Regions from separate parts of the Homo sapiens genome. Here region 1 is linked to region 2. A link is an interaction called in ENCODE POLR2A ChIA-PET data of the cell type or tissue named here. Cell type or tissue: PC-9. All regions are shown on one strand. Each heading gives the region's core, and the rest is flanking DNA. Links, peaks and the distances in the headings are about the cores only.

Evidence for each region. ChIA-PET counts read pairs that join two places held together with the same protein. Peaks named below come from ENCODE experiments on the same cell type or tissue, not always from the same donor. Only the 100,000 strongest peaks of a DNase experiment are listed, where the experiment ranks them.
Region 1: POLR2A ChIA-PET joins it to region 2 with 19 read pairs; 4 of 35 experiments call an interaction of 5 or more read pairs at or near these places.

What each region holds. Positions count from the first base shown.
Region 1 is chr6:7,404,968-7,421,257 of GRCh38, reverse strand. RIOK1 (RIO kinase 1) reads right to left here. Exons shown (of 17, transcript NM_031480.3): 11 at 16,237-16,290; 12 at 15,903-16,009; 13 at 10,807-10,872; 14 at 9,807-9,926; 15 at 8,316-8,369; 16 at 6,868-7,020; 17 at 3,221-3,927. The coding sequence ends at 3,817. Among named protein-coding and RNA genes, the nearest start is that of RIOK1, 23 kb to the right of the region's middle. RefSeq lists an enhancer at 7,595-8,365. In PC-9, for the core only: no CTCF peak of the experiment used is centred there; no DNase peak of the experiment used is centred there; H3K27ac peaks cover 1,240 bases.
Region 2 is chr6:7,473,762-7,488,333 of GRCh38, reverse strand. It overlaps the pseudogene HNRNPLP1. Among named protein-coding and RNA genes, the nearest start is that of DSP, 61 kb to the left of the region's middle. In PC-9, for the core only: no CTCF peak of the experiment used is centred there; a DNase peak (open chromatin) is centred at 8,293; H3K4me3 peaks cover 373 bases; H3K27ac peaks cover 315 bases.

The DNA of each region.
Region 1 (16,290 bases), core at 4,661-8,660, 66 kb after region 2:
ATGGGTTCGGGTACTATCAGCCTGATCCAACCATTGCAAACTTTCCCACCAGCTCTTCTCAGCATCCTTCACAATAATCTATGAGGGAGGTGCTACTATTACTTCCACAATGGTTACAGCATTTGCCTTCTTAATGGTGTCAGGGTCTGAGACCCTGCACCACCTTCTGCAACACCATCAACTGGGACTAAGATCTCTGGAAGGCATAGATGCAAGATAGTACTTCTTTCCTTACAAAACTGGCTTTAATGATTTCATACCAATATTATGGTTTCCCTTGAAACAGTTAAAAGCCTTCATGTCCAAGGCAACACAAACCCAAAGGATATGAAAGTTAAATACTCCAACCAAAATGCAGGGAATGTGACACCCTAATCCCATTTAGGAGACAGAATGTGGAGAGTTCTTGGTTTTGATCCCTGCGCTTGAAATCTTCATGGGAAACTATACTTGAGGAGAATCTGCTCACGCTGCCAATCCTTTTAGCTCTTCCATCAAAAAAGTAAACCTCAGAAATCAAAGTAAAGCTCTGAACAGTCAAGGTCTTTATTTACGATGTGTATAGACCACTAGAAATTAGAGAGTATATCAAGCTTTTGAAAATGAAAAGGATTTTTTAGAGATAGCATTCAGAGCCTGACATTTGAGATGTCCTTAAATTTCATTTTTACCTGCATCTGGAGGAACTTTTATTTAATCTCTTCCTTTTCTGAGCCAAAAGGTTAATGAAATCACAGTCACAAAACAGGATGGGCCCACAGCCAAGAAACAAGCTGCTAGCACAGAATTAAACAGAATACTCATGAAAAGGAAAGATCTCAAACAACTCTTAGTACCAAGCTATAAAGTTTTTCAACATCTTGGGTCTGTCTTCATCAAGTTAGCGATAAAGCTGAAGAAAACTTGATGTTAGCCAAGAACCATGGATTCATACTTGACCAGACCTGGGCAAAGAGCTGCCACCATTCTCATTTCTTCACTAAAAGACCACTTTCAAATGGTGGTGCTGGCTGGGAGTGGTGGCTCACGCCTGTAATCCCAGCACTTTGGGAGATGAGGTGGGCGGATCACCTAAGGTCAGGAGTTCGAGACTGGCCTGGCTAACATGGTGAAACTCTGTCTCTACTAAAAATACAAAAATTAGCCAGGTGTGGTGGCGGGCACCTGTAATCCCAGCTACTTGGGAGGCTGAGGCAGAATCACTTGAACCTGGGAGATGAAGGTTGCAGTGAGGCAAGATCTCACCACTGCGCTCCAGCCTGGGCGACAGAGCGAGACTCCATCTCAAAACAAACAAACAAAAAGAAATGGTGGTACTTTCAGGCTGAGAAACACTCTATTCCTGAACAGGTCTATCAAAGGAAGAATAAGAGTGACAGCAGCATAGGAAACAGCTGTAATTTTGTGCTTCAAAGAAGTTACCCAGATTTCTCATAGTAAACTTTTAGAAACATCTGCATTATTTTGATGGATGAGAAAAACAACAAAACATGAAATCAGATATATCTACAACCACCAAAATAATGTCCCCAGCTTTGGGCCAAGAGACCCAAACTTCACCTTTCCAAGTAGAAAGTAACTGTACAACCAATAATCCATTAACACTAAAACCTGCCAAACAATCAAAACTCAATTGTTATCAAAGTCAGCAAGCAGCCCTGCTAGTTGTTTGCCTAAGATTAGGCTCCTTCTAAGCCTTCTGATGAGGATGATAATTTCAGACAAGGTTGGCAAGAATACGATGAGTGGCTATTAACCAGCCACAGCCTTATGACCCAGAATCCAAACAAGGATACAGCCACATGAGCAAGAGGGGTATCAGAAAAGCTTTTCTCAGGTTAGAATCTTCATTACCAACTCTTGATGTTTTACAAGTCACTTCCTCCCAGCAGCAATGTAAGAGAATGAACTGCCCCACAATCTGGCTATTGCTACATCTGGCCAAGTGGCACTGATTCCAAGCTTGGAAACTGCATGAGATTCAGCAAAAGACAGCACTGAGCAGCTTGACCTCCTAATGCAAACATACCATGTCGGAGAGTAAGATCAAAACAAACACAAGAGTTAGAAGATCCTGAAGATAAACTCCCCAGATGTGTGCAGGATTGATATCTGCTTTTGCTTTTTCTTTTGTTGTGCTAACTGTAGACTATTTTAGAGGGATTATTTTTGTGTTTCATTGAAATTATATTTCATATTTTGAACTTTATAGTCAAAATAAACATAAAGAGCTCAAATGATTTCCCCCTATAACCCACTGTCAAATAAGCAGGGGCAAGCTTCAGTTTAAGTGAAAACTAGGGGTTGATTTATAGAAATTATTTCTAAATGCAATGACTACAAGAGTCACTTCCAACATAAAGTATATCATTAAAAAAATTAAATTGGTAATTTCTTTTAGTATCTGTACTATGTTGTGATGTAAGGTTTTATCTCACCCTCCTACCCTCCCCAAACCTGCTCCCGTCCAGTCTTTCCCATCACAGTAAGTGGCAACTCCAGTCATCTCAGTTGCTGCTCAGGTCAGAAACCCTGAAGTCACCCTTCACTCCACGCAATCTCATCTCTTCCCTTAGAATGTGCAACCACTTCTCTCATGTCTGCCACCATCCTATACCAAGCCATCAGCGTCTCTTGCTTGGGTTTACTTCAATGAACATACCCACTGGTCTCCCACCCTTGCTTCCTGATCAATTCTCCACAGAGGCCAGAGTAATCCTTTTAAAACAGAAGTCAGATCATATCACTCCCCTGCCAAAACCCTCCCACAGCCGTACACTATCTGATTGCATCTACTACTTTCTCCCTTGATGATGATGTCTCAGCCCTGTTTCTGGAAGATGTCACGTACACTCCTGCCTCAGGGCTTTGCAACTGCTGGTTGTTCTGCCTGGCATGTTCTTCCTTCTTGTTATGCAAACAATTCACCTTCTTCAAGTATTTGCTCAAATATCAGCCCTCAGTAAGGCCTTTCCAAGAACCCTATTTTAAACTGCAAACTCTTTCATCTATAGGCGCCCTCTCATCTCTGCATTATTTCTCTCCATAGAATTTATCACCTGCTGATACACTGCTTTTTACTTACTTTGGTTAATGTCTTATCTTCCTATCAAAATGTAAACTACTCAAAGGTAGTAATTTTTGTCTAGTTTGTTTTCTGCTGTATCCCCAGCAACTAAAATACTCAAATTTTTGATGAATGAATGAATATGCCAAATGATTGAATTGTAAAAAACTTTATGAACTGAGAGGTCCTAACTCCAAAAAGAACATTAAAGACGAAGTGTAAGAGCATTACAAATGATCGCCAATACACACAAAGGCAGAGTTGCAGTGAAAATCAACAGCCAGCTGAACTGTGGGTGAAATTCCCTTTATATAAACATGGCCTTATAATCAGATGACCTCAGATGGGTCTCTGGTGTGTACAAAGAAAGCAAAACCAATTTTCCCATGAGTGCCTCTGGACACTCATGTAAGAGTTACAGATGTTGACTACATTTAAACATTTATCATGCTTCCAAAAACATATTTGTAAGAGAAAAAAATATAAAAATAAAAATGTACAAAGTTCTTTATTAAAATAATAGCTTAAATAAATCCTCTGTCAACACCAGACAGAGTCAGTGACTGGATCTAGACTCTAGAGCTTAGAGCTTTTTACATAGTTACATGAAAACATTTGAATCCGTCTTCACAGACAGTGCCACGATGACAATCTGGTTAAAACCAATAAGCCATCTTCCAGATGCAGCTTAAGAGTTCAGGCGAGAAAAGGAACTGAGGAAAATGACTGTACATAATATGGTTCTCATTCTATTTGCCTTTTTTCGTCTTGGCTGTCTTCTCCTTTCTTTTTTTCACATGTTTAGGAATTTTGTTTTTTCTTTTCTCTCTCTGGGCTTCCTTGACCATCTTTTTTCTTTCCTGTAAAAAACAAACAAAAAAGCCAACTTTCATTCATTTGGAGTATGCATTTTTTGTTTTTGTTTTTTGTTTTTTGTTTTTTAGACAGGGTCTTGCTCTGTCGCCCAGGCTGGAGTCAGTGGCGTGACCATGGTTCACTTCAGCCTCCACCTCCTGGGCTCAAGCAATCCTCCCACCTCAGCCTCCTGGGTAGCTGGGACAACAGGTGTGCACCACCACACCTGGCTAGGTTTTTTTGGGGTATTTTTTGGTAGAGATGGGGCTTCGCCAGATTGCACAGGCTGGTCTCGACCTCCTGGGCTCAAGTGATCCACCCACCTTGATCTCCCAAAATGCTGAGATTACAGGCATGAGCCACTGCACCCACCTGGAGTATTATTATGATTATAACTAAATAAAATACACACATAGAAGAATAAAAGTGAGTGTAATGTAAAGAAAAGAAAAGAAAATGATTATGGGTTGGTGGAGGAACTTGGGGTGAAAACTGTCTTTCAGTTTTTTCTTTTTAGAGACAGGGACTCACTCTGTCACCCAGGCAGGAGGGCAGTGGCATGACCATTGTGCACTGCAGCCTCAAGCTCCTGGGCTCAAGCAATCCTCTTGCCTCAACCTCCCCAGTAGCTGAGACTACAGGCATGAGCCACCATAACCGGCCTTGAGCTTCCTCTTTTTTTTTTTTTTTTTGAGACGGAGTCTCTGTCGCCCAGGCTGGCATGCAGTGGCGTGATCTCGGCTCACTGCAAGCTCCGCCTCCTGGGTTCACGCCATTCTCCTGCCTCAGCCTCCCAAGGAGCTGGGACTACAGGCGCCTGCCACCACGCCCGGCTAATTTTTTGTATTTTTAGTAGAGATAGGGTTTCACCATGTTAGCCAGGATGGTCTCGATCTCCTGACCTCGTGATCCACCTGCCTTGGCCTCCCAAAGTGATGGGATTACAGGCGTGAGCCACCGCGCCCAGCTGAGCTTCCTTAATAGAAATGTGAAGACAGCCAAACAGAAATATCCCTAAGAATGTTATTAAATGTTTGCAAATACTTTTCTTTACAAGTTCCATATTCTAACAGAAATAGACATTGGAAAGAGACAAAATATGTGTTTCTAGTAGACATATGAGAAAATATGCTAGCAGCTGAGTATGTCCCTCAGAAGTCTTGGGACCCACATTGTATAAGGTTTAAAGGATTAGACTAAGATGGAATAATAATAGTCACATAGCACTCAGTCAGCAGTGTCTCTATGTCTATGGCTAGGGATTAAAGAAATACAAGAGTCCCTTCTTATCCATGGGGGATATGTTCCAAGACTCCCAGTGGATGCTTAAGACTGTGGATAGTGCCAAACCCTATATATACTATGCTTCTACCTATACATACGTACCTATGATGAGGTTTAATTTATAAATTAGGCACAGTAAGAGATAATAACTAATAACAGAATGGTAACAATATACTATAGTAAAAGTTATTTGAATGTGGTCTCTCTCTCCAAATATCCCACAGTATCATACTCATGTGACAGTAGCTTCTTCATTGGCAGATGCAGCCTCTCTGGTAATTTTTCTATTTTTTAGTCCAAACCTATTCCTGAATCTGTGTAACTATTCCTTACAGTAAATGGCCTGGTGGCACTCATTTCAGGGGAACCCTTGCTGAAACCTTTGAAACCTTCGTATAGGCTCAGTGCTTTCTGGTGCAACATGGTGCCATCAACTGGAAGATGTTTTTGTTTACGTCTTTCACCCACAAATTTCATGCCTTTTCCATCTTAACTAAGCAGTTATCACATGCTATGGTCCTAAGTTTTGCAGTTTGGGGTGAGACAGCAAAACCAGCACAAACATCTTTTTCCTTCTCCACAATGTCACGGATAAAAGATTCTCACCAGCAACTTCAGCATATGATTCTTTTCCTTTTATTTATTTTTTTGAGACAGAATCTCACTCTGTCACCCAGGCTGGCGTGCAGTGGCATGATCAGCTCACTAGAACCTCAAACTTCTGGACTCAAGGGATCCTCTTGCCTTAGCCTCCCAAGTATTTGGGACTACAGGTGCTCATCACCAATGTTTTAATAGAGACGGGGTATCACTCTATTGCCCAGACTGGTCTGGAGTGATCCGCCCTCCTTGGCCTCCCAAAGTGCTAGGATTACAGGCATGAGTTCCTTGTTAAGTCAAGAATGGTCACCTTTCCACTTAAAGGAAGCATTTTATGGCTTCTCTAAAGCATACCTGAAATTCCAACATCACTACTCCTGTAATTTACGGTCATTATTAAGCAAAGTAAGGGTTACTTGCACACAAGCACCACAACATCACAGCAGCTGAACTGATAGCCAAGAAGGCTACTAAGTGACTAACGGGTGGGGAGTGTCGACAGTGTGAAGACGCTGGACCACGTGATGATTCACATTCCAGGCAGGATGGAGGAGGACAGCATGAATTTCATCACACTACTTAGGACGGTGAGCAATTTAAAACTTATAAATTGTTTACTTCTGGAATTTTCCATTTAATATTTGCAAACCAAGGCTGACTGCAGGGAACTGAAACAGTAGAAACTGAAAGCATGGATGGGGGGACTATTATATGGTCTTTCAGATTCCAGAAACATCAAGCTGGGCTATAAATCCCCCTGAAATGGCTCTTCAGTATTTACCCTGGGTCAACTCTAACATCACTTGTACTTCATGTGAAATGTACTGAATTTAGTGCGTGCTCTCTCTAGGCAATGCCCAAGGTGCTCTGATGAGCAGCCCAATCTCAAGATAATGTTACCACCAAAAGTCAAGTTCACACTTAGGTATTAAAACTGTAATTAGAGGTACTTATCAATAATGTTTTCAGCCATCATAATCTAGCTAGATCCTTGAGCAAAGAGAAATAAGAGCGGCTGTGCTCCCACACTAAAGAAAAGGGGAAGGTATTTCATTGCTTACTTTTTTATCAATGTCAGGGTCCGTGGTGTGTTTCTTGGGGCGGGCATGGTCTCCCTGCTCTTCAGAGTCTGTGTCAGAGCACTCAGAGCTTCCAATATCTTCTGAATCAGAACAAGTCCTTTCCTCCACTTGATTTTCTAGGAGTGCAGGGACCTTGAAATTATTAAAGAACCATGTTATTCTAAACAACACACAAACCAAGTTATGTGTTGTTGTTAAATGTGTTAATGCCAGAATTCAGATTTTAGGCTCGCAAATATATGTTAAAAACTAACATCCTGTACTGAAACATCAAAACACCAGAATGAACATCAGGAGGGAAACATGAAAGTAGCCACTCCAAGTAAGGCTCCAGAACATACTCAAATGAAGGAACCAGGGCTTTACTGCGTGACCTAGATCAACAACAGAGCTGTTCTCCTTCTTTCAGCTAATCAGGAGCATTTAGTTGGGATTGGGAAAGAGGCAAAATATACATAGAGGTAGAAAATGAAGATTTATATGGATAACTTCACAGCTGTTTTCCTGTGAACCACATTTCTAGCAATAAACTAATCCAATTGGGAGGGAAAACAATATGTGAAGAAGAGAAATTTTCATTACTTCCTGAAATTCAGCAGTTGTCTAATACAGCGCTTCCTAGCAGTTTTTAAGAGTGAGGTTTCCCTTTTATAAGAAAAAAACAGATCTTTAGAAGTCAATTGTACAACAAGATTTTCTAGCTTGCTGCAATAAAATCTTCATGCTCTGGAATCCAAAGCATAACTTCCTTATGACACCTGTTATTATAACTCAGAAATGCAAAATACCAGAATTCCCCTAATTCAATTCTTTCCACAGAAAAGACATGATTTTAAGAAAGCAAACTGTGATCCTTTATTTAAGTCTTCAATTAGGAAGATTTAAAAAAATAAAGACTGCTTTTATGACTGCCTAAGTTAGAATTACTTAATCCCTGCCCTTCTAAAATGTAAAACAAAACAAGATTGTTTTAAGAAAAAAGAACATCACAGGAATCCAGCACAGCAGGACTTGCTGAACTCATGAGATTGTTCTTTAACAAGTAATACCCTGGTAGGAGACTACATTCCAAAGTTCTCCTAAGCTGGTTGTAAAACCATCAAGAAGCACAATGGCTATCATTAAGAGCTCCACAAATGACGACCAGGATACAAAAAGATAAATACCTCACCTGCAATCACTGAACAATTCAGAGACAGAAAGAAAAATAAATTAATTTCCAAATTTCAGTGCTGTGTTTAGAAAGAACACAAAAATGGCATTTCTGAAGATGTCCACAGACTTTGAAAGCAATTATAACATTTTAACAATATAAAATAACATTTAGTTCTAATAATATTAAATAATAATAAAAAACAGTATGACTAGAGTTTATATCCTTTAAAACTGTTTTCACATAAACAAACAGTAACACATGTTCTTCATACCTTCTGAACTCCTGACAAATCTTTCTTCAATCCTGTAACAGTCTGGTATAGAATCTTATAACCAAAATGAAAAAAAAAAAATAAGGATCAACATAAAACTAGACAATGAAATATGCATATTGCACTATTAAGAACAATGTGGGTTAAATAATGTCTCCTATGATTATAAAAAGGTATCTAAAATTAATCTCACTGTAACACAGGAAGTTTATAATATTGATATTATTTCTGTCTACCAGATCTACTGGCCAAATCCAACCAGCCACCTGGTAGTTGTTTTTTTTTTTTTTTGAGACGGAGTCTTGCTTTGTGGCCTAGGCTGGAGTGCAGTGGCGCGATCTTGGCTCACTGCAACCTCCACCACCTGGGGTTCAGGAGATTCTCCTGCCTCAGCCTCCTGAGTAGCAGGGATTACAGCTGCCACGATGCCCAGCTAATTTTTATATTTTTAGTAGAGACGAGGTTTCACCATGTTGGCCAGGCTGGTCTCGAACTCCTGACTTCAGGTGATCCACCCACCTCGGCCTCCCAAAGTGCTGAGATTACAGGTGTGAGCCTCCGTACTGGGCCTTTTTTTTTTTTGAGACAGAGTTCCGCTCTGTAGCCTAGGCTAAAGTCCAATGGCGCAATCTCAGCTCACCGCAGCCTCCGCCTCCCGGGTTCAAGTGATTCTCGTGCCTCAGCCTCCCCAGTAGCTTGGATTACAGGAGCACGCCACCATGCCTGGCTAATTTTTGTATTTTTAGTAGAGACAGGGTTTCACCATGTTGGCCAGGTTGGTCTCGAACTCCTGACCTCAAGTGATCCGCCCACCTTAGCCTCCCAAAGGGCTGGGATTACAGGTGTGAGCCACTGCGCCCAGCCTACCTGGTAGTTTTTACAGATAAACATTTGCAATCAATTTGAAGATAGCAAACACAAACTTTGAGCCCCAATTAAGTGAAATATTATCTGCCCCACATCAAATAATTCCACTCTTCTTTAGTATACTTGTATTACACAAAAGTGTATTCAACTATTATTAAAGTATTTCTAATTTCACGAATAAAAATTGAGGGTGAATTTTTTTCTCTCTTGTTACATAAGGACCTACGTAATCACCTCAATTTTGTTTCTTGGCTTGCAAAGCCTAAAATATTTACTATCTGACCCTTCACCAAAAAGAAATTGTTCCTGAATGATGTATGTTAAAGAAATATATGTTAATGGACCTAATATAATAACCATTAATAGCCTAGACTTCTATCTGAATCTTGTTTCTACAATTACAGCTTGTTGGATTCATTCAAATGTGTTACCTCCTCTCATAAATTCCAAATAATTCCCTTTGCGTTCAATGTGCACACAAGTTAACACAGATAGAGTTAGTCATTTCACTAGCTCAGAAGCCAATATTCAAGATTAGGGGAACTTAAAAGGCCCAGATAGGTTTGGGACAGTCCCCTACTACTTTTGAAGAGCTGCTTGCTATATACAAACCAAGCTACTTACATTATCTTGTTGGGCATTCATGGCCATGTCCTCTTCCTTCAATTTCATAATTATGTCCATATCCCTCTCATAATTTTTCACTTCATTCAAGGTTCTAGGAATATATGCTCGCTTAAACACCTAACAGAGAGGAAAAGCAAAATCAAAACTGTTATTCATACACTTCTCACATTCACACAGCATACTCCTCCATCAGGTTACAGGGGAATCTATATATTCATTCATCCCTAACACTGATGCTTGGCTAAGCTGTCTGCACACACTGGTATCCCATCTGTGATGTGGTGTCCCAAAAGTAACACTACTAATGATAGAACACTAAATTTTGCATATGATTTATTTTAAGGAAGGGAAAAAAAACATTAGAGCTGATTCAAGATTATCCTTAGAATAACACTTCTCCTTCATTTTTGTTCCAAAAAGCTTTTCTGAGCAGGAGGGAAAGGGGCGGAATTACAGTTGGCAAGCGCTGCCTGGCTATGCCTTACGAAACATACCCAGCTGCTACAGTGAAAAAGGTGGAGAGCTGCCGACAAACACAGGGCACCTCATAGTCAACCATTAAGAGTTGTGAGAATTTTTTTTAAAAGCCTACTATGGCTCCTTCACAAAAAAACACCCTGACTCGTTTTTATCAAAGCATAATATTTAAAATCTATAACATTTCTAGAATCAATATTTAAGTCATTTAAAAACTCACATTTGCAAATTAAAAACAGGCTTTTCCTTCTTGACGCCTATATCCTAACAGGCTCTTTAAAAATTTTCTCCATCTAGGACAATGGGCTAACAGGTTGCTGAGTGGACCAATACAGTGAAATGTAAACTATCCAACTTGGCTCACTTAAATCATTTACTATAATATATCTTAAGGAAATATTACCATCATTTGAAAAAGCTGCTTATCTATTTAAATCAAGTTTATGCTCTAGCAACATAAAAAAAAAAACCCTCAAAACACAAGTGTTTCCAAAGGCTGTGAATAGATAATAAATCCTACCTCTTCATCCACATGATCTTGGCTAGACCGTTCTTCCTTGGTCCTTTGAGATGCTATTTCCATGGCCTTGGAAAGAAAACAAAAATGACTTTCTTTTATATTCAAACTGCAGAAGGCACATCCATGTCCCAGTTTTGGTATAAAATTGTTCCAGTCTTTTTAAGTATCACCTCCTCACACTTAGGAAAGCATTTAGTGAGGTCTAATGGTACAAGTTAGCTTTCCAGCACAGACCTCACCAAAAAGGCTGCCATCAACCCAAAAGTAACAATAAATCAAACTCTTCTAGCCTAGGGGGATCCCTAGCCCCCCTTTTTCAAAAGTTATGCTACTTTTACTAAATTTAAATAATTAGCTTTTGCATTTAGTAAATGCTTTAGCATTTACTAAAGGAATACAGAGACCTAAAGAATGAAAGAACCATTCCTTAAATCCTGAGCAGTCGGCGAAGGGAATTGCAAAGGCTGGCTGTAAATCTTGAATATACGGCTTTATTGCTGCTGCACTGAAGAAAGCTCTCTGAGCAAACAATGACTGAAACGAGGGTGACAAAGATTCCAAAGGGTTCTTTTGGTTTGTAAAACTGAGTGTTCTCTTCTCTATATAGAAGAAAGGAAAAAATAGTGGGAGCAGAGGTTTTTTTTTTTTTTTTTTTTGAGTTTAGACACGAAAATCAGTGCTGACCCAGGCACAGTGGCTCACGCCTCTAATCCCAGCACTTTGGGAGGTGAGGCCAGCAGATCACCTGAGATCAGGAGTTTGTGACCAGCCTGGGCAATATGGGGAAACTCCGTCTCTACTAAAAATACAAAAATTAGGCCAGGTGCAGTCTAATTACAGGCTCATGCCTGTAATCCCAGCACTTTGGGAGGCTGAGGCTCACGCCTGTAATCCCAGCACTTTGGGAGGCTGAGGCTCACGTCTGTAATCCCAGCACTTTGGGAGGCTGAGGCGGCTGGATCATGAGATCAGGAGTTCCAGACCAGCCTAGTCAACATGGTGAAAACCCGTCTCTACTAAAAACACAAAAATTAGCCAGGCATGCTAACATGCACCTGAAATCTCAGTTACTTGGAGGCTGAGGCAGGAGAATCACTTGAACCCGGGAGGCAGAGGTTGTGGTGAGCCGAGATCGTGCCACTGTACTCCAGCATGGGTGAGAGAGCCAGACTCCATCTCAAACACACACACACACACACACACACACACACACACACACACACACACACACACACACAATTAGTCGGGAGTGGTGGTGGGCTCCTGTAATCCCAGCTACTGGGTGCCTGTAATCCCAGCTACTGGGGAGGCTGAGGCAGAAGAACTGCTTTAACCTGGGAGGCGGAGATTGCAGTGAGCCGAAATTGCACACTGCACTCCAGCCTGGGTGACAAGAGCGAAACTCCGTCAAAAAAATAAATAAATAAAAGAGGCCGGGTGCGGTGGCTCACACCTATGATCCCAGCACTTTGGGAGGCCGAGGCGGATGGATCACCTGAGGTCAGGAGTTCAAGGCCAGCCTGACCAACATGGAGAAACCCCATCTCTACTAAAAATACAAAATTAGCTGGGCATGGGGGCGCATGCCTGTAATCCCAGCTACTCGGGAGGCTGAGGCAGGAGAATCGCTTGAACCCAGGAAGCAAAGGTTGCAGTGAGCCGAGATTGCCCCACTGCACTCCAGCCTGGGCAACAAGAGGGAAACTCCATTTAAAAAAAAAAAAAAGAAAAAGAAAAAGAAAGTCAGTGCTAAGTTAAAAAGTTGAGGAATAAAAATGACACACTTATTTATTCCATTAACAGATGTGATTGCCTACTATGGGCCAGATATTGGGTACTTGGCAATAGAGAAAACTCCTGTTCCATAAAAGTTCATAATTGAGGGTGACAGAATTAGGGACTTAGTATAATAAGTGACACAGTGTGACTACTTCTATTATAGTTGTAGGAGACTACACCTATGAAAACAATTTCTGCTGAAATACCCCTCCAGAGAGCTTTCTAACTGGAGCTTTAAAGTTCACCAGGCGGAGCAAAGTTGAGCAAAGGCAGAAATGGGAAGGTATTGCAAGGAAATGGAAAAAGAGGAAAGGACAGGATAAAACCTGAAGACCTGGCCAGGCAAGGCGACTTATGCCTGTAATCCCAGCACTTTGGGAGGCCGAGGCAGGCGGATCTCCTGAGGTCAGGAGTTCGAGACTTGCCATGGCCAACATGGTGAAACCTTATCTCTACAAAAATACAAAAATTAGCTGGGCATGATGGCAGGTGCCCATAATCCCAGCTATTCAGGAGGCTGAGGTGGGAGAATCACTTGAATCCAGGAGGTGGAGGTTACAGTGAGCTGAGATTGTGCCATTGCACTCCAGCCTGGGCAACAGAACGAGACTCCATCTCAAAAACAAACAAACCTGAAAACCTGTGTAGAGGCATACATGCCATGTGTTCAAAACTCTATGATTCAGAGACAAAAATAAAAATAGATAAACTGGATCACATCAAAATTTAAAACTTCTGTGCATCAAAGCTTGCAATCAACAGAGTGAAAAGACAAGTCACAGAATGGGAATAAACATTTGCAAATCACGTATCTGACATATCCAGAAAATACAAACAACTCAACAAAAAAAACCAAACCTGATTAAAAAAAAGACATGGGGCTGGACACTGTGGCTCATGCCTGCAACCCCAGAACTTTGAGAGGCCGAGACAGAAGGAGTGCTTAAGCCCAGGAGTCTAAGACCAGACTGGAAAACACAGTGAGACCCTGTCCCAACAAAATGAAAAAGAAAAAAAAAATTGGCTGGGTGTCATGGTCTGCACCTATAGTCTCAGCAGGCTGAAGCAGCTGAGGCAGGAGAACTGCTTGAGTCTAGAAGGTTGAGACTGTAGTGAGACAGGATTGTACCACTGTACTTCAGACTGGGTAACAGAGAGACCCTGTCTCTTAAAAAAAAAAAAAAAGACATTTCTCCAAAGAAAATATATAAATGGGCAAGAAGCACATGAAAAGATGCTCAACGTCACTAGTAATCAGGGAAACACAAACCAAAACCATAATAACATACACCTCACACTCATTAGGGGGTCTCTCATTGTCAAAACAAAACAAAAAACAAAATAATAGGTGTTGGTGAGGGTATGGAGATTAGTAAGTGCTGGTGAGGATGTGGAGCGATTAAAACCCTTGTGCATTGTTGGTGGTAATGTAAAATGGTGCAGCCACTACAGTAAACAGTATGGTGGGTTCCTCAGAAACTTGAAAATAGAAATATCATTTGATCCAGCAATTCTACTTCTGGGTGTATATTCGAAAGAACTGAAAGCAGCATCTTGAAGAGATATTTATACATCCATGTTCATAGCAGCATTATTCAGAATAGCCAGAAGGTATAAGCAACCCGTATGTCCATCCACAGATGAATGGATAAACAAAATATAGTATATACATACACTGGACCATTATTCAGCCTTAAAAGAAGAAATCCTAGGCCAGGCGTGGTGACTCATGTCTGCAATCCCAGCACTTCGGGAGGCCGATGCAGGCGGGTCACTTAAGGCCAGGAGTTGGAGACCAGCCTGGCCAACATGGTGAAACCCTGTCTCTACCAAAAAATACCCAAATTAGCCGGGTGTAGTGGCTCGCACCTGTAGTCCCAGCTACTCAGGGAGGCCAGGGTGGTAGAATTGCTTGAACCCGAAGGCAGAGGTTGCAGTGAGCCAAGATCACGCCACTGCACTCTAGCCTGGTGACAGAGTGAGACCCTGTCTCAAACAAAAAAAGAAAAAGATATCCTGTCACATGCTATAACATGGATGAATCTTGAAGACATCATACTAAGTGAAATAAGCCAGACACAAAAAGACAAATACTATATGATTCCACTTATAAGAGGTACCTAGAGTAGGTGAATTCACAAAGACAGAAAGTAGAATGGTGATTGCCAGGGGATGGGAAGTTGTTACTTAATGGGTACAGAATATCAGTTTGGGATGATGTAACAGGTGTGGAGATAGACAGTGGTGATAGTTTGTACCACAATGTGAATGTACTTAATGCCACTGAACCATACATTCAAATGGTTAAAGCATTAAATTTTATATTATGTCTTTTACCAGAATTCTAAAAAATTCTATATTCAGAAAGGCCTCTGAGGCCGGGCGTCGTGGCTCACACCTGTAATCCCAGCACTTTGGGAGGCTGAGGCAGGTGGGTCACCTGAGGCCAAGATTTCAAGACTAGCCTGGGCAACATGATGAAACCCTGTCTCTACAAAAAATATAAAAATTAGCTAGGTGTGGTGGCGTGTGCCTGTAGTCCTAGCTACTCGGAGACTGAGCTGGGAGGATCACTTGACCCTGAGGGGCAGAGGTTGCAGTGAACCAAGAGTGCGCCACTATGTTCCAGCCTGCGTGACAGAGTGGGATCCTGTCTCAAAAAAGAAAAAAAAAGAAAGAAAGAAAAGAAAAAAGAAAAAGAAAGAAAAGAAAAAAAGAGAAAGGCCCCTGAGAAACAAGGGAAAAGAATTAATGACCAAAAAACTGACAGTTTTCTTGCTAAACTTTCACAAACTTTGACAGTCTATGTAATCTTGCCAGATAATTGAAGTAAAAAGCTTGGATATCAAGTTGACTCAGGAGAAGAAAAAAAAAAAAAAAAGGAAAAAAAAAAAACCCCTGGCTTTACCATTGGCTGTTGTGCTGTATTTTTGATTCTTCATCTGTTAAGTAGGAAGGAAAAGGTCTCAGGAAGCTGTCAAAATGAATAAACTACACTATGCAATCTGGGTCCCTCAGAAGTGTCAAGCAAATGCAATTACTGGTTAGCATCCCAAATCTAAAAATCAAAAATCTGAAATACTCCAAAATCCGAAACTTTTTGAGCACCAACATTATGCTCAAATGAAATGTGAAATGGAGCAGTGAGGATTTTGGATTTTGATATTTCGGATGCTCAACTAGGGTAAGTACAAGGCAGATATTTCAAAACTGGAAAAAATCCAAAATCCAAAACACTTCTGGTCCCAAGCACTTGAGATAAGAGATACTGCACCTGTACTGCTATTTCCTATTCCTCCTTCCTCTCCCCATCTTACCTTTGAGAGATAAGCATCCATGTTCTCATGTGTAATGGATGGATCTGTGACAAATTCAAAGAGCTCCCGCACAGTCATGACAGCAACACTGTGCCTCATAAAGAAATCTGTCAGAAGGAAAAACGTTAATGACAGCTTTTATGAGGAAAAATATTATTATTCCAACTACCTTATAGAGAAACAAGGAGATAAAATTACATACCATCTCCCAGCAAATGGTTTAAGCATCACTGCACCAAACAATTTAGTGAGAAAATTTTACGCCAACAGCTTAACTGAGTACAAAACCAAAACAGACCAATGAGCTGTTTCGAAAATTGCCGTTTCTACTCACCATTGACGTTGGCGCAATCCTTTCTCAAGAACTCCAAGGCATGTGGGTGGTCGT
Region 2 (14,572 bases), core at 5,840-9,839:
ACCACCATGCCCAGTTAATTTTTTGGTAATTTTGGTAGAGATGGGGTTTCACCATGTTGCCCAGGCTGGTCTTGAACTCCTGACCTCAAGCGATCCTCCCCGCCTCGGCCTCCCAAAGCGCTGGGATTACAGGCATGAGCCACCAGGCCTGTCCCTGAACCAAGACTCTTAAAGCTCAACTATAGACTCCAGAAAACCAGTAGCATAAGAATCTCCTTTGCCACCAGCCATCCTCAATTTTTAAAAATTGTCATTTGGCCGGGCGCAGTGGCTCATGCCTGTAATCGCAGCACTTTGGGAGGCCAAGGTGGGCGGATCACCTGAGGTCAGGAGTTTGGAACCAGCCTGAAAACCCTGTCTCTACTAAAAATACAAAAATTAGCCAGGCGTGGTGGTGGGCACCTGTAGTCCCAGCTAACTCTGGAGGCTGAGGCAGGAGAATAGCTCGAAACCAGGAGGCGGAGGTTGCAGTGAGCCAAGATTGTGCCACTGCACTCCAGCCTGGATGACAGAGCAAGACTCCATCTCAAAGAAAAAAAAAGTAGATACTATGGGGGCAGTTCCCTGATGGGCTTTGGTTGGCACCAGGGCCCTGCTGTTGGTGTTGTCCTGGGTCCAGACTGAAAAGCGCAGAGGCAGAGGAAGGGCTACAGCAGTTGGATGTGATGCACAAGGAAGAAGTTGTCTGGAGAGCTCACAGTTTTTGAGGCCGTAGAGTCAAGCCCCCTGCAGAGGGGAGAGTTTACCTCTTTCTCTAAGGATGGCTGCTGCCGGCAATTCTCATTCCACACCTGTCTCCTTCTGTGGCCCATGGACCTTTCTCTTCTAATGTCTTCCAGCATCATGTTTCTGCTACTCAAACCCTCAAGTGATGATTCCACACAAAGCTGCCTGGTGTTTATCATGGGCCGCGTGGAGAGCTCGGCCTCTCATTTCTTACTCTCCTTTCCCACCTCCCCCAAAAAGATTAGAAACTCCCTTGGATCAAAGCATGACAAAGTTCATTTGCACATTCGACAAATTATATCCTTTTGTAAAGTAAATACAATCTTAGGAGGGAGTCACAGCATCTAATTGAGGAAGGAGATGAGGAGGGAAGATAACATTGACAAACTCACCAAGTGCAAGACTCTGGGGTGAGTGCTCTGAATATATCATCTCACCTCATTCCCTCAACATGCCTGTGAGGTAGGTACTGTTAACCCATTTTACAGGTGTGGTACTGAGATCTCCAGCAGACATCCTTACTCTGCCGGATTTGAGCACAATGGTCAAATGGCAAGGCAAACATGTAGCACTGTAGGTATTTGATAAATGATGAATGGGGTTGGCTGGATCCTTGTCCTAATCAATTTGATAACGGTTTACCTAGTTTTTTCTGACCTCCCGCCCTCAGCCTGTTTTAGAACTCAAAACATATTTTATGGAGAACAGGAAGTTCCATGCACTATACTAGGCTCTTGAAAGGAAAAGTCAAGCTTTAAATGTTTTTATTTACATCCCACTTTCTCCCACAAGGGATTTAAAGTGATTTACCACAAAGACACCTATAATAACATGACTAAGCCCCGCGTGGTGGCTCACGCCTGTAATCCCTGCACTTTGGGAGGCTGACACGGGCGGATAACTTGAGGTCAGGAATCCAAGACCAGCCTGGCCAACATGGTGAAACCCTGTCTCTACTAAAAATAAATACAAATACAAAAATCAGCTGGGTGTGGTGGTGTGTGCCTGTAGTCCCAGCTATTCAGGAGGCTGATGCAAAAGAAATGATTGAACTCGGGAGGTGGAGGTTGCAGTGAGCAGCAGTCACACCACTGCACTCCAGCCTGGGCAACAAAGTCAGACTCCATTTAAAAAAAAAAAAGAAAGAAAAAAAGAAAAAAGATTAAATATAAAGAAGAATAAAACAAGCCAGGTGCAGTGGCTCACGCCTGTAATCCCAGCACTTTGGGAGGCCAAGGCGGGTGGATCGCCTGAGGTCAGGAGTTCGAGACCAGCCTGGTCCAACATAGTGAAACCCCATCTCTATTAAAAATACAAAATAAGCCAGGTGTGGTGGCGTGTGCCTGTAATTCCAAGGCAGAAGAATCGCTTGAATCCAGGAGGCAGAGGTTGCAGTGAGTCAAGATCAAACCTCTGCACTCCAGCCTGGGCAACAGAGTGAGACTCTGTCTCAAAAAAAAGAGAGAGAATAAAATAATAGAACCATGGATACCATAAACATAAGCAGTTAAAGTAAAATAAAAGCTAATAATAAAAGAGGGGAAAATACTATAAATGTGCAGGCTATAAGAATTTATATAGGCCAGGCACAGTGGCTTATCCCTGTAATCTCAGCACTTTGGGAGGCTGAGGCGGGCAGATCACTTGAGGTCAGGAGTTCAAGACCAGCCTGGCCAACACGGTAAAACCCCGTCTCTACTAAAAATACAAAAATTAGTCAGGCATGGTGGTGCGTGCCTGTAGTCCCGGCTTCTCGGGAGGCTGAGGCAGGAGAATCGCTTGAATCTGGGAGGCAGAGGTTGCAGTGAGCCGAGCTCATGCTATTGCACTTCAGCCTGGGCGACAGAGCGAGACTTGGTCTCCAAAAATAAAAAAAAAAAATAGAAAGCCTCCCAGGTAATTCTTATGTACTGCCAAGTTAAGAAGCACTGCTGTGGTGTATAATCTTAAGGCAATTCTTCCCAGATGAGGTAAAGTTAAAAAGGACTCTAAGAAATATGAGACCCAAATTCACGAAAACAGTCTCAAAAAAGAACAAAGTTGAAGGACTCATACTTCCTGATTTCAAAATTTACTACAAGTTATTACAGTAAGCAAGACAGTGTGGTACAGCATAAGGAAGATATAAAGATCAATGGAGCAGAATTGAAGTTCCAGAAATAAGCCCTTACGTTTATAGTCAATTGATTTTCAACAAGAGTGCCAAGATCATTCAGTGGGGAAAGAATAGGCTTTTCAACAAATGGTGCTGGGACAACTGGGTATCCATATGCAAAGGAATGATTTTGGACCCTTCTTTACATAATATACAACAAGTAACTCAAAATCAATCATAGACCTACATGTAAGAGCTATTATAAAGCTATATAACTCTTAGAAAAAAGCATAGGATTATACACCATGACTGAGTGGGACTTACCCCAGGAATGCAAGATTGGTTTAACAGTCAATATTTGATTAATATAATTACACTCTATAATTAGAATAAAATACAAAAACCACATGGTCATCTCAATAGCTGCTGAAAAATCATTTATCCAAATCCAATTTACATTCAGGATATAATCTCTCAATAAACTAGGAGTAAAAGAAAAGTTCCTCAATTTGATGAAAGACATTTATGAAAACCCCACTGCTAACATTATACTTAAAAGTGAAAGAATAAATATATAGTGAAATATTATTTGGCCTTAAGAAGAAAGAAAATTCCAAGACATGCTACAACATGAACAAACCTTGAGGACACTGTGCTAAGTGAAACCAGATAGACACAAAAGGATAAATATTGTCATTCCACTAATATGAGGTACCTAGGATAATGGAATCCATAGAGACAGAAAGTAGAAGGGTGTTTGCCAGGGGCTGGGGGAATGGGGAGTCTGTGTTTAATAGGTACAGAGTTTCAGTTTGGGGAGATGAAAAAGTTCTAGAGATGGATGGTGATGATGATTACACAGTGTAAATGGACTTAATGCCGAGAACTGCACACTTCAAAATAGTTAAAAGTGTACATTTTGTTATGTATATTTTACTACAATTTTTTAAATAATAAGATAGTGAAAGATCAAATAGTTTTCCTCTAAGATTGGGAACAAGGCAAGGATATCTGCTCTCAGCATTTTTATTCAGCATTGTACAGTAAATCCTCATGTAATGTCAATAGGCTCTTGAAAACTGTGACTTTAAGCAAAGTGACTTATAACACAATCCATTTTTTTTTTCTCATCAATGTTATTACATTGAGGCCGGGCACAGTGGCTCATGCCTGTAACCCAGGCACTTTGAGAGGTAGGGGTGGGAGGATCGCTTGAGCCCAGAAGTTCAAGACCAGACTGGGCAACAATGCAAGACCCTGTCTCCACAAAAAATAAAAATAGCCAGGCATGGTGGCATGCACCTATAATCCCAGCCAAAAAAAAAAAAAAAGAAAAAAATACTTTGATTGAACAAAATGTCTTTTTGCTTAAAGTCACAGTTTCTAAGAACCTATCAATGGTCTTAAGGGAGGACTTACTGTACTTGGGGCTCTGGCCAATGAAATAATGCAAGAAAAACAAATAAAACATATATAGATTAGGAAGGAGGTATAAAGGTTGTGTATTTATTCAAAGACAACATGATTCTGTATGTAGACAATCCCAAAGAATCTACAAAAAAATTACTGGCATTAATCAACCAGATCAGCAAGGTCACAGGACTCAAGTTCAGTACATGAAAATTAATTGTATTTCAATATAGTAAGATGAAATTAAAAAAAATTTTATTCACAATAGTATCAAAGAGAATAAAATACTTGAGAATAAATTTAACAAAGAAAGTGCAATAACTATACACTAAAAACCACAAAACATTACTGAGATATTTATCTGAAGAGCTGAGTAAATGGAGAGACGTACCATGAACATTGATCAAAAAACTCAATATTGTAGAGGACAGTTTTTCCTGAATTGATCTATAGATTCTATGCATCCCTATCAAATATCATCAGGCTTTAAAAATAGAATTTGATAAGGTGACCCTAAAAGTTATATAGAAATGCAAAAAAACCTTAAGCCAAACAATTTTGAAAAATAAAGTTGAACTTAAACTACCCGATTTCAAAACTTACTATATGAGTAAAGCTACTGTAATCAAGACAATTTTGTATTGGCCTAAGCATAGACTTATGTTATGGGCCAGTGGAATAGAATAAAACATCCCAAAATAAGCCCTTCCATTGAAGATCAATCGATACTCAAGAAAGATGCCACGCCAAAAAAAATAAAAAGTGTGGTCCTTATCTTACGCTTTACACAAAAGAGTATCTACAGTAATGCTAAAAATCTTTTTTTAATCCTGAATAATTAGCTCTTTGCTTTAACTCCTAAAAGTGGATCAAATACCTTGAATGACCTTGTCTGCTCTTTTGGACAACTTTACCAATGTTTTTCTCACTATGACCAGATTTGTCAAGCTCTGAGTCCCTTGGAAGAAACTCTACCACATTACCCTGATAGATACCTGCAGTGGGATTTTTTTTTTTTTTGAGTTGAAGTTGCGCTCTGTTGCCCACGTTGGAGTGTAATGGCACGATCTCAGCTCACTGCAACCTCCATTTCCCGGGTTCGAGCGATTCTCCCGCCTCAGCCTCCCTAGAAACTGGGATTACAAGCGCGTGCCACTTTGCCTGGCTAATTTTTTGTATTTTTAGCAGAGACGGGGTTGGCTGTGGCTGGCCAAGGCCATGTTGGCCAGGCTGGTCTTGAACTCCTGACCTCAGGTGATCTGCCCGCCTTGGCCTCCCAACGTGCTGGGATTACAGGTATAAGCCACCGCACCTGGCTTGCAGTGGGATTTTTAAATTGACTCCAAAAGGTACTGAAAAATCTTAGATGGGCTCTCAACTCAGATTTTATAAAAGAAAAATGTGTCTCCTGCCCTGCCTCGTGGGCGGTTGAGGGAGCAGAAACGGGTGGGCAGAGGCCTTGTCCTCTAGAGTGGGGAATTCCATCTGATGGAAGCCTAATCTCTAAGGAGAACTGTGATGACCCACACAAAACCTCTGCCTCCCCAGTTGTCCACATCAGGGGCCTAATTGATGGTGTGGTGGAAGCTGACATTGTGGAGGCCTTGCAGGAGTTTGGACTCATCAGCTATGTGATGGTAATGTCTAAAAAGAGACAAGCACTGGTGGAGTTTGAAGATGTGCTAGAGGCTTGCAACGCAGTGAACTACACAGCCGACAACCAAATACATATTGCCGGTCACCCAGCTTTTGTCAACTACTCTACCAGCCAGAAGATCTCCCGCCCCGGGAACTCGGATGATCCGGAGCGTGAACAGTGTGCTTCTCTTTACCATCCTGAACCCCATCTATTCGATCACCACGGATGTTCTTTACACTATCGGTAATCCTTGTGGCCCTGTCCAGAGAATTGCCATTTTCCGGAAGAATGGAGTTCAGGCCATGGTGGAATTTGACTGTGTTCAAAGTGCCCAGTGGGCCAAGGCCTCACTCAATGGGGCTGAAATCTATTCCGGCTGTTGCACTCTGAAGATCAAATACACGAAGCCTACACGCTTGAATGTGTTCAAGAATGATCAGGATACTTGGGACTACACAAACCCCAATCTCAGTGGACAAGGTGACCCTGGCAGCAACCCCAACAAACGCCAGAGGCAGCCCCCTCTCCTGGGAGATCACCCCACAGAATATGGAGGGCCCCACCGTGGGTATCACACCCATTGCCATGATGAGGGCTATGGCCCCCCAGCCCGCGACCTCACTACGAAGGGAGAAGGACGGGTCCACCAGTGAGGGGGAGTCACCCTTGGGGCCCAAGTCGCAACGGCCCCTAGTATGGGCACCCCCCACCCCCTCCCCACCACCCGAGCATGGCCCTCACCCCGACAGCCCTGTCCTCATGGTCTACAGTTTGGATCAGTCTAAGATGAACTGTGACCAAGTCTTCAATGTCTTCTGCTTGTATAGCAATGTGGAGAAGGTGAAAGTCATGAAAAGCAAGCCGGGGACCGCCATGGTGGAGATGGCTGACGGCTACACTGTGGACCGGGCCACTACCCACCTCAGCAACAACTTCATGTTTGGGCAGAAGCTGAATGTCTGTCTCCAAGCAGCCAGCCATCATGCCCTGTCAGTCATGCGGGTTGGAAGTCACGTCTTGCAGTTACAGAGACTTCAGTGAATCCCGAACAATCGGTTCCCCTCGCTGGAGCGGGCAGGGAAGAACCGCATCCAGCACCCCAGCAACGTGCTGCACCTCTTCAACGCCCCGCTGGAGGTGACTGACAACTTCTTTGAGATCTGAGATGAGCTGGGCGTGAAGCGGCCATCTTCTGTGAAAGTATTCTCAGGCAAAAGTGAGCGCAGCTCTTCTGGACTGCTGGAGTGGGAATCCAAGAGCGATGCCCTGGAGGCTCGGGGCTTCCTGAACCATTACCAGATGAAAAACCCAAGTGGTCCATACCTTACACTCTGAAGCTGTGTTTCTCCACCGCTCAGCATGCCTCCTAATTAGGTGGCTAGGAAGAGTCCCATCAGAGCAGGAAGTCATTTCTCTTCCCTTTATGCCATTTTTCGTTTTTTTTTTTTTTTTGTTTTTTTTGTTTTTGTTTTTTTTTTGAAAGCTAGGTTTGTAGAGGCTTAACCTTAATGGAAACGCTGGAAGTCTGCAGGGGGAGCGAGAGGGGACCTGATCTGTCCCAAGATTAACCTTCACTTCTTCACTTTTAAAAAATTATTGTGGGCCGGGCGCGGTGGCTCACGCCTGTAATCCCAGCACTTTGGGAGGCCGAGGTGGGCGGATCACAAGGTCAGGAGATGGAGACCATCCTAGCTAACACGGTGAAACCCCGTCTCTACTAAAAATACAAAAAATTAGCCGCGTGTGGTGGCGGGCGCCTATAGTCCCAGCTACTCAGAAGGCTGAGGCAGGAGAATCGCTTGAACCCGGGAGACGGAGGTTGCAGTGAGCCAAGATCGTGCCACTGCATCCCAGCCTGAGTAACAAGAGCGAGACTCCATCTCAAAAAAAAAAAAAAAAAAAATTATTGTACATGTGATTTTTTTTTTTCCTGTTCATACATTTGTGCTGCCCATGTACTCTTGGCACATTTCAATAAAATTGTTTGGAAAATAAACACAGCAAAAAAAAAAAGAAAAGAAAAGAAAAGAAAAATGTGTTTTCTATCTGAAGGATTTAATTGACGGCTGTGCCAATAATTTCTCAAATTTAGCTGTGCTCATTCTCCCTAATTTATTTGAAAGACATGACAAGGAAAACAAGACCTTCCTTGGGCTTTTCACTGCTGGGGCTCTCTGGCCCTAAAGAGCGGAGAGTGTCTACAAAATCCTAGGTCAGCAGCTGCGGTTTTGAGATTTCACACACGTAGTGCCTAAGTGTGTGTCTGTCCTGACAGCCTAGAACATTGCTGATCAGGACACAGCCTGCCCAGGTGAAATGCCTCCGAGGCAGGCAAACCCTCAATTAATCTTCTCAAGGCTTCAGTAGACGTAAGAAATGAGTGGACACGCCTTTCTATCAACGGAGAAGCTGTGGGTTTGCTCATGTTTTCTGGATTCCTTCCAGCTTCTGGGTAAGTTTCCCTTCTCGCAATTCAGGAATGGGTGTGGAAAGCTGCAAGCTTGTCTTCCCTACCAGCGGCAGCAGACTCCCTGACCTGCCTGCACTGGCAGCAACTTGCAGGACGGACACTTTATTCTTTTTTTTTTTTTTTTTTTTTTGATACAGAGTCTAGCTCTCTTGCCAGGCTGGAGTGCAGCGGCGCGATCTCAGCTCACTGCAGGCTCCGCCTCCCGGGTTCACGCCATTCTCCTGCCTCAGCCTCCCGAGTAGCTGGGACTACAGGCGCCCGCCACCACGCCCGGCTAATTTTTTTGTATAAGAGACGGAGTTTCACAGTGTTAGCCAGGATGGTCTCGATCTCCTGACCTGGTGATCCACCTGTCTTGGCCTCCCAAAGTGCTGGGATTACAGGTGTGAGCCACAGCACCCGGTCTCTTTTGTCTAGAAATTTCATACAAGGGAAAGCAGGCCCTCTTCCCATGAGATCAATAAAAGGGAATCGTATTGAAAATGAGAATACATTCCCAAAACACATTTCCATCTATCTCGTTACCCACAAATACTCATTAAAATTGAATTTAAGAATAGCCAGCCATATCTTTTAAGAGATTACTTCCCTCCTACCAAATTAAACTTTAAAAACTCTATTTCAGTTAGTAATGAGCCTTTATTTTAGAATATATCAGTCTCTTATCAGAGGCATCAAATCATTTTCTTTTCATCAATAAAAATGTCACAATTAAGAATTATAACTCAGCCAGGTGCGGTGGCTCAGGCCTGTAATCCCAGCACTTTGGGAGGCCAAGGCCGGCGAATCACCTGAGGTCGGGAGTTCGAGACCAGCCTGGCCAACATGGTGAAACACTGTCTCTATTAAAAATACAAAATTAGCTGGGCATAGTGGTGGGCGCCTATAGTCCCAGCAACTTGGGAGGCTGAGGCAGGAGAATCACTTGAACCCGGGAGGCGGAGGTTCCAGTGAGCCGAGGTCATGTCATTGCACTTCAGCCAGCCTGGGCAAAAAGAGTGAAACTTTGTCTCAAAAAAAAAGAATTATAACTCAATTTTTTGGAGCTCCGGCAGCCATAACTCAACATTTGTTCTCACAGTGCACTTTCTACCTCATAATTTCAAGTTTCAAGAGAAAATTAATATCACATGATCAGAAAAATGCAGATAATAACTGTACAAACCTGGGCAAGTCATTTTCCTCTTCTAGGGGCAATGTGTGCAGGGCTGACTCACAATCACACCATTTCTTTCAGATTGATTATTACTAGATTTTATATATTAATAAATACATTAAAGAAAATGCCTAGGACCACCCCTAGTTTGTGACAAGGTTAAGCATGGCATGTGATTTTTAGGTCTTCAGTGTTATTTCTGAATATTGCTCCTACCAGTATAATCTTCTACATTTTTTGTTTTTGATGAAGCGATGTTATCACCCAGTATCTTTTTTTGTTTGTTTGTTTTCATTTTGGTCATTTTGGTCACTGCACTGGAACACAAACCTGCCCCTCTTTCTGTCTCTCTCTCTTTTTCAGTCGTCTGTTGCCCAGACTGGAGTGCCGTGGCTCAAACACAGCTCTCTATAACCTCAAACTCCTGGGCTCAAGTGATCTTCCCACCTCAGCCTCCGGAGTAGCTGGGACCACAGGTGCACGCCACCATGCCCAGCTAATTTTTTTGTATTTCGTAGAGACAAGGTCTTGCTGTGTTGTCCAGGCTGGTCTGTAACTCCTGGGCCGAGGCACTCCTCCTGCCTTGTCCTCCCAAAGTGCTGGGATTACAGGCATGAGCCACCACTCCCGGCATCCTGCCTCTTTTCGATATATATTTTTTTTTTTTGCATTCTAAAAATAGCATCTTTTCTCAGATTATAGAATTAGTATTATTCATCACAAATATTTAAAATATGAAAAGTTATGAAGAAAATCAAATCACTCCTAATCCCTCCACCAAAAGGTAATCACTGTTAACACTTGTAGTTTATTTCCCTCTAGTATTTTTTTTTTTTTTTTTTTGAGACAGAGTCTTGCTCTGTCACCAGGCTGATGGTGCAGTGGCGTGACCTCGGCGCACTACAACCTCTGCCTCCTGGGTTCAAGTGATTCTCCTCCCTCAGCAACCAGAGTAGCTGGGACTACAGCCGTGCGCCACCATGCCCAGCTAATTTTTGTATTTTAAGTAGAGACTGGCTTTCACCATGTTGGCCAGAATGGTCTCGATCTCTTGACTTCGTTATCTGCCCGCTTCAGCCTCCCAAAGTGCTGGGATTACAGGCGTGAGCCACTATGCCCGGCCCCTTTGGTATTTTTATGTAGAATCACTTTTTTTCTCCAAAAGGTATACAACAAATAAACCAAAAGCAGTTTTCCCATTTGTAATCCATATCTATCTAGCATAAAGCCATGTAAACTTGGTCTCGAGCTTGTCCCAACAGCCCTACCAGCCCGAGTTTTCCTATCCCTGCCTTGTGGTCTATTTCTCCATCCACCCTGACCCAAATGCCACTCTCACAGAACTCTAGATTTGAGTTTGCCTTCATTTCTGTTTGACCCCTCAGACCTTGGGAATGTGAATTGTAAAGGCAAAACTTCATGAGATTCGTTTTTCTCTGAACCCAATATAACAAAAAAAACAAGTGAGATTTTATTAAAATCTACATTTCTTACTGTTTTTGATGCTTTGGAAATCAATCCAGTTTTACTCTGCCTTTTTCAATGCAGGTATTTCAAAGGATATGAGATACTCAAGAGCAGGCACCTATTTATATTTGTAACTCCAGTACATGGCCCATGGCAAGTGCTCAATAATTCATGTTCACTGGTCACTTAAACAGAACTTACAGAACTCTTGCTTCCTGTCTGGGTGAATATAATCAATGCTTAAGATTAATAAGGGCAACAGTAATGAATGCGCTTGGTGGTTCAGGATCCTTTACTAGCCAGAATCACTGGTCTTTAACCCCTAAACATTTCTGTTCCCCTAGTTGGGTCTCAACTTTTTAACTACTAGCATTCTCCTCCTGCAGCCACGGACTCAGTCTGTCTTTCCAGCGACCCACCCCTGGCTGGCTTGGACACTGCTCTACCATCAAGCATGGTATTTGCCTCCTCACTTCACTGACTTTGAAGTCTTCCCCACCTCCCACGGCTCCTCCACCTACTGCAGGCTGCCCACTCCCACCCTCATCTCTCTACTGAAACAATTCTTGCCAAACTCTATGGCCACTTCTCAATCCTTATCTCGCCTAAGCTCTCCAAGGCATTTGACACACTTGACCTTGTCCTATTCTTTGGAGATCTTTAGAGTGCATGACTTCTTGCTCTGAGTCTTCCTCGTACCTCTAACTGCCCCTTCCCAGCCTCTTTTGCAGAGCCCTCTTCCTCTGCCTGAACCTTAAATGTTGGAATCCCCTGAGTTTCCATCCACAGCTCTCTTCTCACCCTGCAGACTTGCCTACCTGGTCTCATCCACTCCTATGATTTCTGCACTGTGTAGGTCCTACATGCCAATAACTCTATTCCATCTCCACGTGGAATGTATATGCAAGCACCTACTGAATAGCTCCACTTGAATGTCCCTCAAAAGCAACAGGTCCAAAATAAAATTTAGATCTTCCTTCCCAACCTCTCTTCCTCTTGTTTTATGGTATCCAAGTCAGACACCTGCGAGTCTTCATGCCCTTCTGTAACCCCAAATCTAGCTAATGGTTCACCAAGTCCTTTCTAGTCTGTCTTGTTACTATTTATCCAGACTGTGATCTTCTCAGGATGTCCATCTGATCCTTTCTCTTATATGATGCCATGCCTCTTATAAGGTCCAGTCTCCTTCATGTGATTTAGAGGCCTTTTGGGATCAGGTCCCTGCTTCCCTCATTAGCCTCACACCTTAATAGTCCCTGTGGTCCAGTCGTACTGAACTTCTTTACATTCACTCAGAGGCTCTGATGTCTCTCTTCTCTGGAAAGCTGCCTCTACTATTCCAACCACCTGGAACCCCCAATATCTCTCCTTCACCTGGCCGTCTCCTGCTCCTCCTTCAGGTCTTAGCTGAGACATCATTTTAGGGAAGTTTTTAAGAAAGTCTTTCTGATGCTCCAAATCTCTTGGAATATGCTCCTGGTATATATGCTCCCAAAATACTCTGTATCATGTTAGCTCATACATACTGTCATTGCCTTCACACTTGGCCCGGTGCTCTGGTTTTAATGTTTGTCCCCACCAAACCTTACGTTGAAATTTAATTGCAATTACAACAATATTAAGAGGTGAAACCTTTAAGAGATGTTTAGATGAGGTGGCTCACACCTGTAATCTAATCCCAGCACTTTGGGAGGCCAAAGCAGGAAGATCACTTTAGCCCAGGAGTTACAGACCGGCCTGGGTAACACAGGGAGACCCCATCTCTACAAAAAATAAAAAAAATTAGACAGGTGTGGCGGCATGCACCTGTGGTCCCTGCTACTCAGGAGGCTGAGATAGGAGGGTCACTTGACCCCAGAAGGCTGAGGCTGCACTGAGCTATATTTGTATTACTGAACTGCAGCCTGGACAACAGAGTGAGACCTTGTCTATGTTACGAGGGATCTGCTCTCATGAATGGATTAATGCCATTATTGAGAGAGTGGGTTCACTTATTCCTGTTCTCTTTCTCTCTTTCTCTTTGCCCTGCCACTGTTCACTATGGGATGACAAAGCAAGGAGATCCCTGGTCGGGCGCGTTGGTTCATGCCTGTATCCCAGCACTTTGGGAGGTGGAGGGGGATGGATCACTTGAGCCCAGGAGTTTAAGACCAGCTTTAGTAACATGGTGAAACTTCATCTCTGCCAAAAATACAAAAATTAGCCAGTCTCATAACTCAGTCTCTAAATAAGCAGATAGATAGATAGATAGATAGATAGATAGACAGACAGACAGAGCGATTGATAGATTTTTTTTTTTGAGATGGAGTCTCCCTCTGTTGCGCAGGCTGGAGTGCAGTGGCATGATCTCAGCTCACTGCAACTTCCACCTCCTGGATTCAAGCGATTTTTCTGCCTCAGCCTCCTGAGTAGCTGGGATTAGAAGCATGTGCCACCACGCCTGGCTAATTTTTGTATTTTTTTTTTTTTTTTTTTTTAGTACAGATAGGGTTTCGCCATGTTGGCCAGGCTGGTATCGAACTCCTGACCTCAGGTGATCCACCCGCCTCGGCCTCCCAAAGTGCTAGGATTACAGGCATAAGCCACCATGCCTGGCCCAAGAGATAGATTTTTTTTAAAAAAAGAAGAAGAATTGAAAGATGCCAGCCCCTCAATCTTGGACTTCCAAACCTCCAGAACTCTGAGGAAAGAAATTTCTGTTCCGTATAAATTACCCAGTCTGTGGTATTTTGTTATATTGGCACAGAACAGACTAAGAAAACCAGAACTGCCAAGTAAGTGTCTGCCCTAGGAAGGCAGGGACCTTGTTTCTCTTTTTTGCCTTTGTATTCCCAGCACCCAGCACAGCACAATGCTGGCACATAAAAGATGCTCAGGGGAAAACATAAAGTAAATGTCAAATAAGTGAATGAATAAAGGAATGAGCAAACGAATGTTCTCCCTTTTGCCAATGCCCTTTTTGTCTCTTGCCAGGATAAAACAGATTCCTAAAAGACCTCCCCATTCCCCTGTCCAATTTATTTTCCATATTTGGGTTAGAATGATCATTCTGAAAAAAAAAAAATGTAATCATGACATGCCCTGGTTTAAAACCAATGTCTGTGCATTTCTAACAAGATAAATTACAGACTTGGCACAGGTTCAAGGCCCTCCATGAATGAGCTCCTGTCCACCTCTTCTCTTACCCTCCCACCCCACACCAACACTCAACTCCAGCGCTACTGAGTGATTCTTGGTTCTTCCCACAAATTGGCTCTCTCGGCAGTGGGCCTTTGCACACGCTCCTCCTCCCTTTCTCCTCTGCCTGGCCCACTCACATCGATCTTCAGGACTCAGCTTAGGAGTCACTTCTCGCTAGGAGCCACCTTTGAGCTCTCAGTTCCCTGGTGAACAGAAGTAGGTCCCTCTCTATGGCTCCTATTGCCCCACATGCCTTCAATGGGCCTTTAGTCATAGCACTCATCAGCCTGTGGATGCCCTCCCTGAGATTCAGTTCCATTGCTCTTGAGAGTTCAGGGGCAAAGTCTTTCTTCTTCTTCTTCTTTTTTTTTTTTACATTTTCTTTTGCTTTATTTCTTTTCACATTCGAAAAAGTGGAGAGCTGGGTAG